Linked DNA regions of Homo sapiens: region 1 is linked to region 2. Evidence: chromatin contacts called from ENCODE Hi-C data. All regions are on one chromosome and are shown on one strand. The core of a region is the stretch at or near the end of the contact, and the rest is flanking DNA. Distances in the headings are between cores, read along the strand shown. Region 1 overlaps PTPRE (protein tyrosine phosphatase receptor type E). Region 2 overlaps CLRN3 (clarin 3).

The links. A loop is a pair of places that touch in the nucleus more often than their neighbours do. Pooled maps may share reads with other maps.
Region 1: a loop to region 2 is called in a pooled map, with 6 times the contacts of the local background. The contact joins two enhancer-like sites. A Hi-C loop is called at or near these places in 1 of 168 maps with a recorded cell type or tissue (endothelial cell of hepatic sinusoid) and 1 of 50 pooled maps.

What each region holds. Positions count from the first base shown.
Region 1 is chr10:127,918,692-127,923,799 of GRCh38, forward strand. The region is part of intron 1 of PTPRE (protein tyrosine phosphatase receptor type E); the gene reads left to right. Among named protein-coding and RNA genes, the nearest start is that of PTPRE-AS1, 13 kb to the right of the region's middle. Within about 2 kb of position 3,225, at least 10 of the 41 ENCODE cell types and tissues checked have a DNase peak (open chromatin) inside an H3K27ac peak, as active enhancers do.
Region 2 is chr10:127,879,401-127,884,332 of GRCh38, forward strand. It overlaps CLRN3 (clarin 3), which reads right to left. Exons shown (of 3, transcript NM_152311.5): 2 at 4,296-4,475. Among named protein-coding and RNA genes, the nearest start is that of CLRN3, 11 kb to the right of the region's middle. Within about 2 kb of position 1,336, at least 12 of the 41 ENCODE cell types and tissues checked have a DNase peak (open chromatin) inside an H3K27ac peak, as active enhancers do.

The sequences.
Region 1 (5,108 bases), core at 1,975-4,474, 41 kb after region 2:
AACCCCTGCCCAGTCAGCATCCTGGCAGTTGTCACTTTGGCAGAGTCGGAGGACAGACACACAATGACAGCAAGAGCAAAGGCAGGGCCTGCCCGCGAGGAAGAGCCACGGCTGTTGAGCGTGGATGTGTATTTCTCAAGGAGTATGAAGGAGTCTTTTTGCAAAATTGCAAAGAACTGGCCTGACTGGGAAGTGCAAGAGTTATCTTCCCTTCAGGGAAGAGGGAAGTTTAACTGGGGCCTCCTTGGGCTGGAACACATCTCAAAGTCATGGTTCTTGGAAACCCAGGGTGCATTTATGGACAAGTCTATTATAGGAGTTGTAGGTGTATCTTGAAGATGCAAAAATTCATTTTGTACCTTTATTTTACACATCAGACCTTACCCAGGTACCATTCTGTGCTGGGCAGTGCCTAGGACTGAGGCAGATTTGGCTCCATTGGTGTGCCCAGGAAATGGACTTCATTGCACACTGAAGGACCAGCCCTTCAATGCATTGTCTTCAAATAAAAATGAAAATTTCACTCATTTCTGGTGATTTTCTCAATAACCTTTCTCATAGGTTTGAATATAACTAGAAACATAATTTTTGTCCAAGTCTTTCAGTTCACCAAAAACCAAAGTTAAATTCTACCCTTGCGCTTTAGATGTTAACAATTTGAGAAGTTTGGCGAACAATTCCATCTCCTTATTTAGAGCCAGAGCTGGAGGCCAGCTGCAGATGAGGAAAGGGAGACTTGCCCAGGGGCACGCTGCCTGCTCCTGCCACCCGTGGGCTGCCTTCTTCCTGTTCTGTTCTGTGCTGCCTCTAGTGGACTGACCCCTTATCCCTCCTTCCTGTGCCTGCAACACGGCTTATGGTGCTGGGCCTCAGGAAATGGAGGTCCCTCATCTGCATCCATAAGAAGAAAGCCCGGGTTATTCATCTGTTTAGACAGAAGTGCACTCCAACCTTTAGCAGGATCTGAAGGTGAGAAGCTATGACTTCATTACTGTGCATCCATCTTTTGTCTGCTTGGCCCTAGTCCTCTGGGTGTGGTTTCCGCCTGGCAAATTACTTCCAGGAGATGCTTGAGAAGGCAGTAGCGTGTGGAAACATCTTATGTGCAGCATGCTTTTGTTTACAAATGATTTATTATTGGTTATGTCAAAATACACATCCTGAATGAATGGGCAGTGCTGGGTAGAAATCAGTGACATCAATCGTGGTTATTTTACTTAGCAGTGGATTTTTTTTTTTTCCTTTTCAGTGTAGTAGTAATTTGTAAATGCTTTATGGAGGTTATGCTTTCTTTAGTGGCTTGGCATCTTGGAAATTGGAGCAGCCAGGCTCGGCGTGCTGTGTCCATTTTTAGCCCTAGCAGGCAGGAAGTGTGGCCATGCTCTCTCAGGGTAACTGCTGCGAGTTTGTGGCTAGAATGATGTTGGGTGGGAGTTACTCAACTGTTTGAATGCAATGGGCTTAGCTAATGGTAAGAAAGTGCGTGGAGCCTGGGAAGCAATTGATAGCTGGTTACCCTGAGCTCAGCCTCTAGTAACAAATGACACAAGGCATTTGTGAAGGCTGGAAAGCCTCCGTGAGAAGAGCACCTTGAGTCCCACTGGGAAGGGGCAGCCCCTTGGAGCATGAGGGGTCTCTTGCTGCCTCTGCTTTGGGTCTGGCTGAGGGTCCACTTTGCTCCCTGACCCCAGCCAGGGTACCAGTTCCCAGATTGCTGGTGGGCGTGTGACAGCTCATGTGGCCAAGCACCCTGCCCTGCTTCTTCAAAGCTCCTAGGTGGGGGAGTCCCAGTGGCAGGGCAGAGGGACCAACCCCCATGGCTGACTCAGCTGTAGTCCACCCAGATTGCATTTATGGGTAAGTCTACTAGAGGCACTGTACCCGAGCCTGGGGCAACCCTTCTTCTTTCGTGGACTTCCCTGGTCTCTCCAGGACGTTTCAGTGCAAATGCAGCTGTGTGATACCACCCCATACACTGGCGGGGCTGAAGGGAGGTTGGGTTCCGTATCAGTCAGGGACCTTAGGGATGCACGAGATGGAAATATGACTCAAGTTCAGTCAAGTTCATAGGGGCGTTGACTTACAAAACTGAAAGCTCAGGTACAACTGGATCCACATGGCCAGATGTTGCCACCAAGGCCCTGGCTCTCTCTCATATGTGCTCTGACAGACTCAGTCCTGTGGGGCCTCCAGCAAACTCACATTCTGTCTTCCCTGTGTAAGGAGAGGGCGTTTCCCTACAGATCAACCCAGACATGAGTCTCCTTGGCTCTGACGAGCCAGGCTTGGATAACTGGCCCAACCTCAAAGCTTCCTCGGTGTCTGGGGCTTGCCCTGTTCTGATAATCCAGGCTTGGGCCCTCTGTCTTCCCAGGGGCCAGAGGTGGAAACACAGCTCCTTTGGCAAGTGTCCTATTTTCAGTGGGGGTCCAGGGCAATAAATGAAATACTCGTTACGATAATACCAGCGATCACTGGTGTTGAGGGTGCACTTGCTGAGTGCCAGCCAGATCCTGCTCTAAGCACTTGGACATGTTAACTCGGTCAGTGCTCACAGCTGCAAAACCAGGTGAGGGCAGCAATTAGTGCATTTTTGACAGAAGGAACTGGAGGCCCAGATAGGGTAGCAGCAGGGCAGGGATTTGAAAAGGGATTGAGACCAATAATCCCCAAGACGGAGGAGTGATGCCTATGTGTGGAAGCAGGGGCCACACGGCTGCTGGGGATGGGGTGGGAAGAGGCGTCCTGTGGCCTCCAGGCTCACTCAGGGAGCAGTCAGATGGAAGGCCGGGGTAGACACCTGGACCTGCCTGGGAAGGGCTTTAGAATCACAGGAGGGACGTGAGCTCCATCTTGAACTGGGGGAGGTGATGCCAGGGATGTGGACGTCTATAGGGACTGGGCTGGGGGCACAGAGCTGGGGGCCAGGAGAGGCTCACTGAGCTGTTGCCCAGCAGGGCTGTGCCTCAGAGTCACAGGGGAGGTTCCCGAGAGCCTCCTGCTTGGACCCTGCTCTCATGATTGGCTCCAAGTTCTACAGTGAGGCCAGGGCAGCTGCATTTTTTACAAAGCTCCCCCAGGAAATTCCAAGTGTGGCCAGGGTGGAGAATGCCAGGGTCTTCTGTAGGGTCCCAGAATGAGGTCAGGACTTTCTTCAATGCAGAGGGCAGGAGGGGAGTCCAGGAGGAATGGACAGGGTGCTGTGGCTCAGGGTGCCGGTGGAAGGCAGGCATCGATGCTGAGTCTGAAGCCCTGTGCTGGGCAGGAACTTTGCTCTTGCAGGAAGTGAAACTGCTGGAGGAAATTGCTAAAGGAAAGCAATGGAATAGACTAATCCATGACAAGTTGTTAGTGAATTCATGAAGTCCAATTTTAAGAGCTGCTTTTTGAAAGAAGGCTACTGGAGAAAGGCTAACTAAATAAACAAGTTGCTGATGTTGGGATGTCAGGCAGCTGAGCTGACAGAGATCACTCCCAGCAGCCCTGAAGCCACAGGAGCCACCACACATGGTCATTTACACAGTTCCATTCATTCATTCACTGTCTCAAGTTCATTTAACACATGTGAATGGAAGGCCTTCTGGTGCTGAGACTCCAATGGTGAACAAAACCCATAGGTGCCCTTGCATTCTTTGCCGCCGGACACCTAACCTGAATCTGGGGGTCCTGTGGGAGGCAGTCCCGTAAGGGGCTGTCTGTGCGGAGCTCAGCCCTGCTCTGGAGACTCCGTGGGGCAAGGGGGCCAGGGGGCCATCGAGGGCCGCTCTGAGGTCCTTGTGTTGTCCGTGTGGGATTGAGAAGGCCTCATGCCAGGAGCTGTGCTCTTCTCTTCCAGGTGGGCCGGGGCCATGTGTATTCATTAGGGGCCTGTCATCCAAGTGGGCACTTAGGACAAAGTGGTTGCCCAGCTCTCTGCTCCACAGAACCCCATCTGCCACACATGATACCACTTTTGCTAGGCCTTCTTCTAAAGAGTTCCACTGAACCCGTAAGAGATGTGTGTTCCTGCCACTCTGTTCCCAGCCACAACATAGAAAGGGGACTGAACTCTATACCAAGGTGGGTGGGCTGAGAGCCCCAGGCACAGCGGCTTCTGTCGGGCCATTTCTGCCCAGGTTCCTTTCTCTGGCTCCCTCCCTGCTCCCATCTTCCCTCCCCCTCTGCCCTCTCTGGCTTTTCCCATCCTCAGCTTCATCTCTTAGGACCTCGTCTTCCAGAACCCCAGACCCAGCCAAGCTCGGCCTCCCTCAGGCCTTCAGCTAGTGACCTCAGCATTGGTGGAGGGACTGCTCTGACCCCAGACCCAGCCCTTAGTGGCAACAGTGGCAGCTCTGTGGGCAGCTGTGGCTAACTTGAGCGTCTGGCGGCATTCCCAGCCTGCACTCCTGTCCCAGGCAGAGGCCTGGAGAGCTGGTGCTCAGCCCGGCATAGCGGCTGGCGTGCCATTCTTTTGACATGAGTAATAGCAAAGCAAGTCCAAGAAATGTCCAGTGTTTTCTCCCTGTTGTTGCCCAATTTCAAAGAGATAATCCAATCACCTTATCAGGTGAGGGGTGGGGCAGGCTTCCCAGAAGCAGACAGAGTGTGGGGACACCCTGACCTGGCCCCAGGAGTCTTGGCTATCCAGAGCGAGTGCTACAAGTCTGGGAAGAACCTCATAATGGAATCGCTTGCCTGTTTTGATCCTGATGTGAAAACCAGTTTGAATTTTTTTTTTTTTTTTTTTTTTTGAGACGGAATTTTGCTCTGTTGCCCAGGCTGAAGTGCAGTGGCACGAACTCGGCTCACCGCAACCTCTGCCTCCCAGGTTCAAGTGATTCTCCCGCCTCAGCCTCCTGAGTAGCTGGGATTACAGGCGCCCGCCACCATGCTTGGCTAATTTTTGTATTTTTAGTAAGGACTGGGTTTCACCACGTTGGTCAGGCTGGTCTCGAACTCCTGACCTCGTGATCCACCTGCCTCAGCCTCCCAAAGTTTTGAATTATTTTTAAAGGCTCCAAGGAGAGCTTCTGTTTTGACAGAAACTCTATCAAGATATCATCCAGCCCAGTGTGGAGACACAATCTTCCTTTAACACAGGATTCAAACCACATGCAGTTTACTTCCGG
Region 2 (4,932 bases), core at 86-2,585:
CATTCTTCAGTATAGACTTGGGAGAGCCACTTTTGTCTAGTTAAAAGAACGTAGTTCTGGAGTCAGAGAGAACAGGATTGGAAATCCCAGCTAGATGAACTTGAACAAGTCATGTAGCCTTTCTGAGCCTCATTCCTCATCTTTCAAAGGGAATGAGATAGAGACAAAAAAAAAAATGTAGATTAGGGCTTTCGCGGTTGCCTAGTGCTGGAAGTGGGCTGGGAGGGGGTGATAGCTAAAGGGCATGGGGTTTCTTTTCAAGGTGATCAAAATATTCTAAAATTGGCAGTGGTAAGCCTTGCCCATGTCTGAGAACATACAAAAAACCATGGAATTGTATACTTTAATGGGTGAATTGTATGGTGTGTGACTCATGTGTCAATAAAGCTGTTAAAAGAAAGGTTTTGGAGGATAAGGATGCCTATGTTCCAGGATCTGTGATGAGGCCGGTGAGCAGGCTCACCCAGTGAGGTCTGATACGCACGGGGGCCGCCAGGGGATCCTGGCCACGGAAGCCCTTTGAGACTCCGTCTGCCGCCATGTACCCGGAACTCAGTGGACATCAAATGTATCCTGCTATAACCCACACCCAGGGAAACTTTCCAAACGGTCCATCAAAAGGCCTTAATTAGAGGGGTTTTGTATGAGGAGAATGTTTTAAACACTCCTTGATGACAGATCTTCATCCTCAATGTAATGGTTTTATTTCTTAATAATTTGTCCGTACAAAAGCCCTGACCCTCTGAAGCTCTCCAGGTGCCTCACAGCCTTAATTATCTTTCATTTTCCTCTTGTGAAGTTTCTTATAAAAGCTTAATCATAAAGGGGCAGGATGTATATAGTCTAAATGCTTTTTTCCAGAGCGGGCTGCCTAGAACTTTGATTTGAATGGGGAGGGGCCGACACACAGACACAAAATGCAAACCTGAGTCCCCTTTAGTGATGAGATGCCCAGAGCCTCTACCTGCCAGGCTTCTCCAGCCTCTGGGACAGAAGGATTTATAGGGGCTGGAGGAAGCCCCGGGGTAGATGAGGAGCTTCGGAAGGCTCACGGACCCTGGCTTCTGTCCTGGCCTGTGACCATCGGGCCCTGTGACCTCCTGATCACTTTCCACTCTCTGAGTTCCTCAGATGAGACACAAATGTATTTGGAACAGGCAGTCTGCAAAGTTGTCTCTGGCTCCAAGCTTCTCTCAGGGGACAATTTTATCCCCTGAGGCCAGGATACAGCCTCATCAGGTCAGTGTGGTGTAGAAGGTAGGCTGAGGTCAGAGGTCACGGGAACCTAGGAAGTGAGACTGCTGTTTGTCTCCTCAAAGCAGAACCTGCTTCTTTCTGTCAGAAACAAGCCAGGAAACCCACTTCCTTCCCTACCCAACATCTGCTGGCCAAGCAGAGGTAGTTCAAAACCAGCCGCTAGGAGTTTGGAGCACTTCCTTCTGGCCCCAGGACTCCCAGAAGTCAGTCTGATCATGCTGTCCCACAGCCATGACCCAAGGCAAGAATTAAGACATCTCTGTATACAAGCCCTTCTGCAGGCTGAGCCTCCTGGAAACTGAGAGTTTCAGTAAGTTCTCCAACCCTCAAAGCTCCTGTGAGAAAATCAGGAACCCCCAAAGGGCTACTTTGGGCAAAAGTCAGGCCTATCAACACTGTTAGGGTCAAGAGGCCTCAAGGGGCATTTAGAGGAAGCTAAGCTGTGCTGAGGCCTTCTCCCAGGCAGGCATCAGAATGCAATCTGCTCCTTACACATCAACCTCTCAGGTTGTTTTCTGCCCACCTCACAGCCTCCCTCTGTGTGTTAGAACTTGCTCCTGAGCCAGGAAAGGAAGGTGGCAGGAATTCCCTCTCCGTCCAACAATTCTTTGTGGATAGGAGTAGGCAGGGCTACGGGGAGGCTCTCAGGTCCCTGTTTCTCATGTTTTCCTTCACAAACATGCATGAGGCCTCTGCTATATGCAAAGCCAGCCCATACTCTGCTGCGGAGGAGCAGAGATATGGAGCCACAGCCTAGTGGCAAAGGCAGTGGACTTTGAACCCTGCAGGCTGTAGACACAGCAATGCTGGGTCCCTGTTGTTCGGCCGGCGCCACACCTGGCCCTCTACTCTGGTCCTGGCGCCTGTTTTCCCTCCAGGAATGCAGGCTTCCTTCCCCACTCACCCCTGCGGCTGGGGAAGGGCCGATTCCAGCCCCAGCTCCAGGATGGGCAGGTAGCCTTGGCCCATTAGTGGATGGCTTGGGGAATTCAACCCTGCCAGCCACAGAGATTGGTCAAGGGATGGGAGAAGGGCAATGCCAGTGCAAAGTAGCCCAGGACTTTCTCTGAATTTGGAGGAAATGAGAAATTTTTTTCTCCTGGGGCTGCCACCATCAGCAATGAGCCCAGAGTGGCCAGCAGTCATCTTATCTTCAAGAGGATTGATCTGGCCAATTAATGAATGATGGAGTCAACGCTGAGGATTTCAATAGATGGAGCAATGGCAGGAAACAGTCCTCACGACACAGGCCGAGACCTTGACTCGAGCTGTGTCTGAAGCCACTGCTTCTCGTACTTTCTTAGTTGCATGAGCAAAAGTAAAAATAATCTATCTCTTTACCCTGGCCATAAGTACCAATTGGTTTACCTTGGTTTGATTGACTGGGGTGAACCATCATCATACAAGTAGCTTAGGCAAGGGACTCTGGCATTCAGGTGAGTATATCTGATTGTGTAACAAAGTCCCTTAACCTCTGACACTCAGCTCTGCCATAAGAAAGGGAAACAGTGATATTCATTCTACAGGACTTTTGTGCCTCGTCCATAGTGGCTGCCCATTAAATTGGGGGATTTATTTGTTTTTACCCCCAAATAATAAAAGCACAGAAAGAAAGAGCCAGTCATATATGAATGTGGTTAAACTAGCCTGACCCCAAATCCTTAGAGCTGAGGTGTGAGTATGTAATGTGACTCTGGTCCACCTGTAGTCCTGGCTTAATGCTTTTCCATTTTAAAAAGCATCCCTCACCGTCCTACCTGTGCTGTGCTGGGGCCAGTTTGTACATCTCAACTCCACGTCAGTGATCTCACATTGGGAGTTTGAAAATGGCCATGTGGCTGTGTTTACACGATTCCAATCACCAGGGCTTTTTTCTCTTTTTGTTTTTCCCTACTGGAGAGCCAGTTGTTCATATTCCTCAGCACACCTCTACTCCATGACATGGAGACGCTGGCCTCCTTCAGCCACCTGCGCCTACCTCGTGGTAAGGATGACACTCAATGGAGGGACAGGATGATGCTGCCCTCAGCCCCTCCTCCGAGGCTTCCTGACATGTCTGATATCCAGAGCCTCCTTCCTGTGCTTCAAAATTTCAGGCCTGTGTTAAAATGCGTCACCTGGAGCTTACATGAAGCCACCTCAGAAATCATTTCCTTAGGACAGGCTTCATTCCCAAGGTCCAGTTTTGATGGTGGAGAGGGAAAGAACAGGAGAAACCTGACTGCCTGGTGGGAGCAAAAGGCCCTGAAGGCAGCTGGGCAGGGCAAATAGGTACTTCCCCAGCCCTGCTCTGGGCAGATGGGCAGCTGCAGAGCCCTGGAAAAACCCAGTGAAAGCCAGAAGACTGTGAGTCAAAGCTGGGACCCGCTTCCCATCTGGGCTCCATCCTCCCAGCACCACACCCATGAAACAAACAAAATAACCAAGCAACACCACCCAGCAACACCCCAGGCTCACAGGTAGCCCACAAAAAAGGTATTGCACCCAGATTCTCTTATGTGCCATTATCTGTGGCTCTGTGGCACGACCATGCAGAGATGTCATGTGTGGAGACCAAGTGGACTCTTGTCATGTGGAGGAGGAAAGAGAAGGAAGTGTGTGCTGGTGTGTTCATGTGTGTGTGTGTGTGTGTGCACATGTGTGTGTGCATGCGTGTGCATGTGTATGTGTGTGCACATGTGTGTGCTTCTACATGCCACACAGAGCCTAGTTTGGAGTTCAGCACATGGCAGGAGCCCGGTCAATATTTTGTTGACTTTTGTGCATTTTGACTTCTTATGTTAGAGTCTCAAAAGCAAAGCCTGGCTTGTTATAAGCCTCCTCAGCAGTGCATTTAAAACAGAATTCTATTTCCAGAGATGCTTCATAAACACTTTGGATTGACAAAATAAACCCCAGCCCTCAGCTCATGGGAGGTCCTCATAGTTTCCTTGGTGTAAACGTGACTGTGTATGTTCATGCATGTGTGAGAGGCAGAGACATGGGGACAAGCGGGATGCAGTTTTCTGCAGAGCACCGAGTCTCACAGGGCCACTCACCACCGAGCCCGTTCCAGGTGTACACCCCCGTCGGCCCCAGGAATGTCTGGTAAGGGTTGCTGATGCTGTTGTAGAAGGTAAACCCAGAGCTCAGCAGCGACGTGATCAAACTCAGGACCAGGAACAGGATAGTCACCGAATGCAGAGTTTTTTGGGAAGAATTATTCAGTATCTCTAAAACTAAAACAATGTTTTGTGAGTGCATAGCACATAATGCAAACACCAGCTCTGGCCTGGCATTCCTCCCCACCCTACCCTCTTAGTGACTTGAGTTACTGGTTGTTGGATGTCAGTTAGAGATACCAGGAGCCTCCAACCCATGCAAGAACAAGACCCGCATTCCCCACTGGAGGCTGGTTGTTGAATCAGTGGTTGGATGGGTATAACCGCGACACTACAGATAACTGGACATTTATGCTGATTTTGAAGTCTCCTAGGAAAGAGTTTACCTTCCTGGATACCGGCAGCAGGGCTGGACAGCCTTCCCATTACTGAGCTCGGGCTCCGTCCTTGCCAAGGTGCTTTTCCCAGTTTCATCAGTGCCCCTGTTGCTCTGAGCACTAACTTGGCTTCCACTTGGAGGCACTCACAGGGTAGGTCACCCTGAAAACCTGTGCACTGTGAGAATCCCACAAGC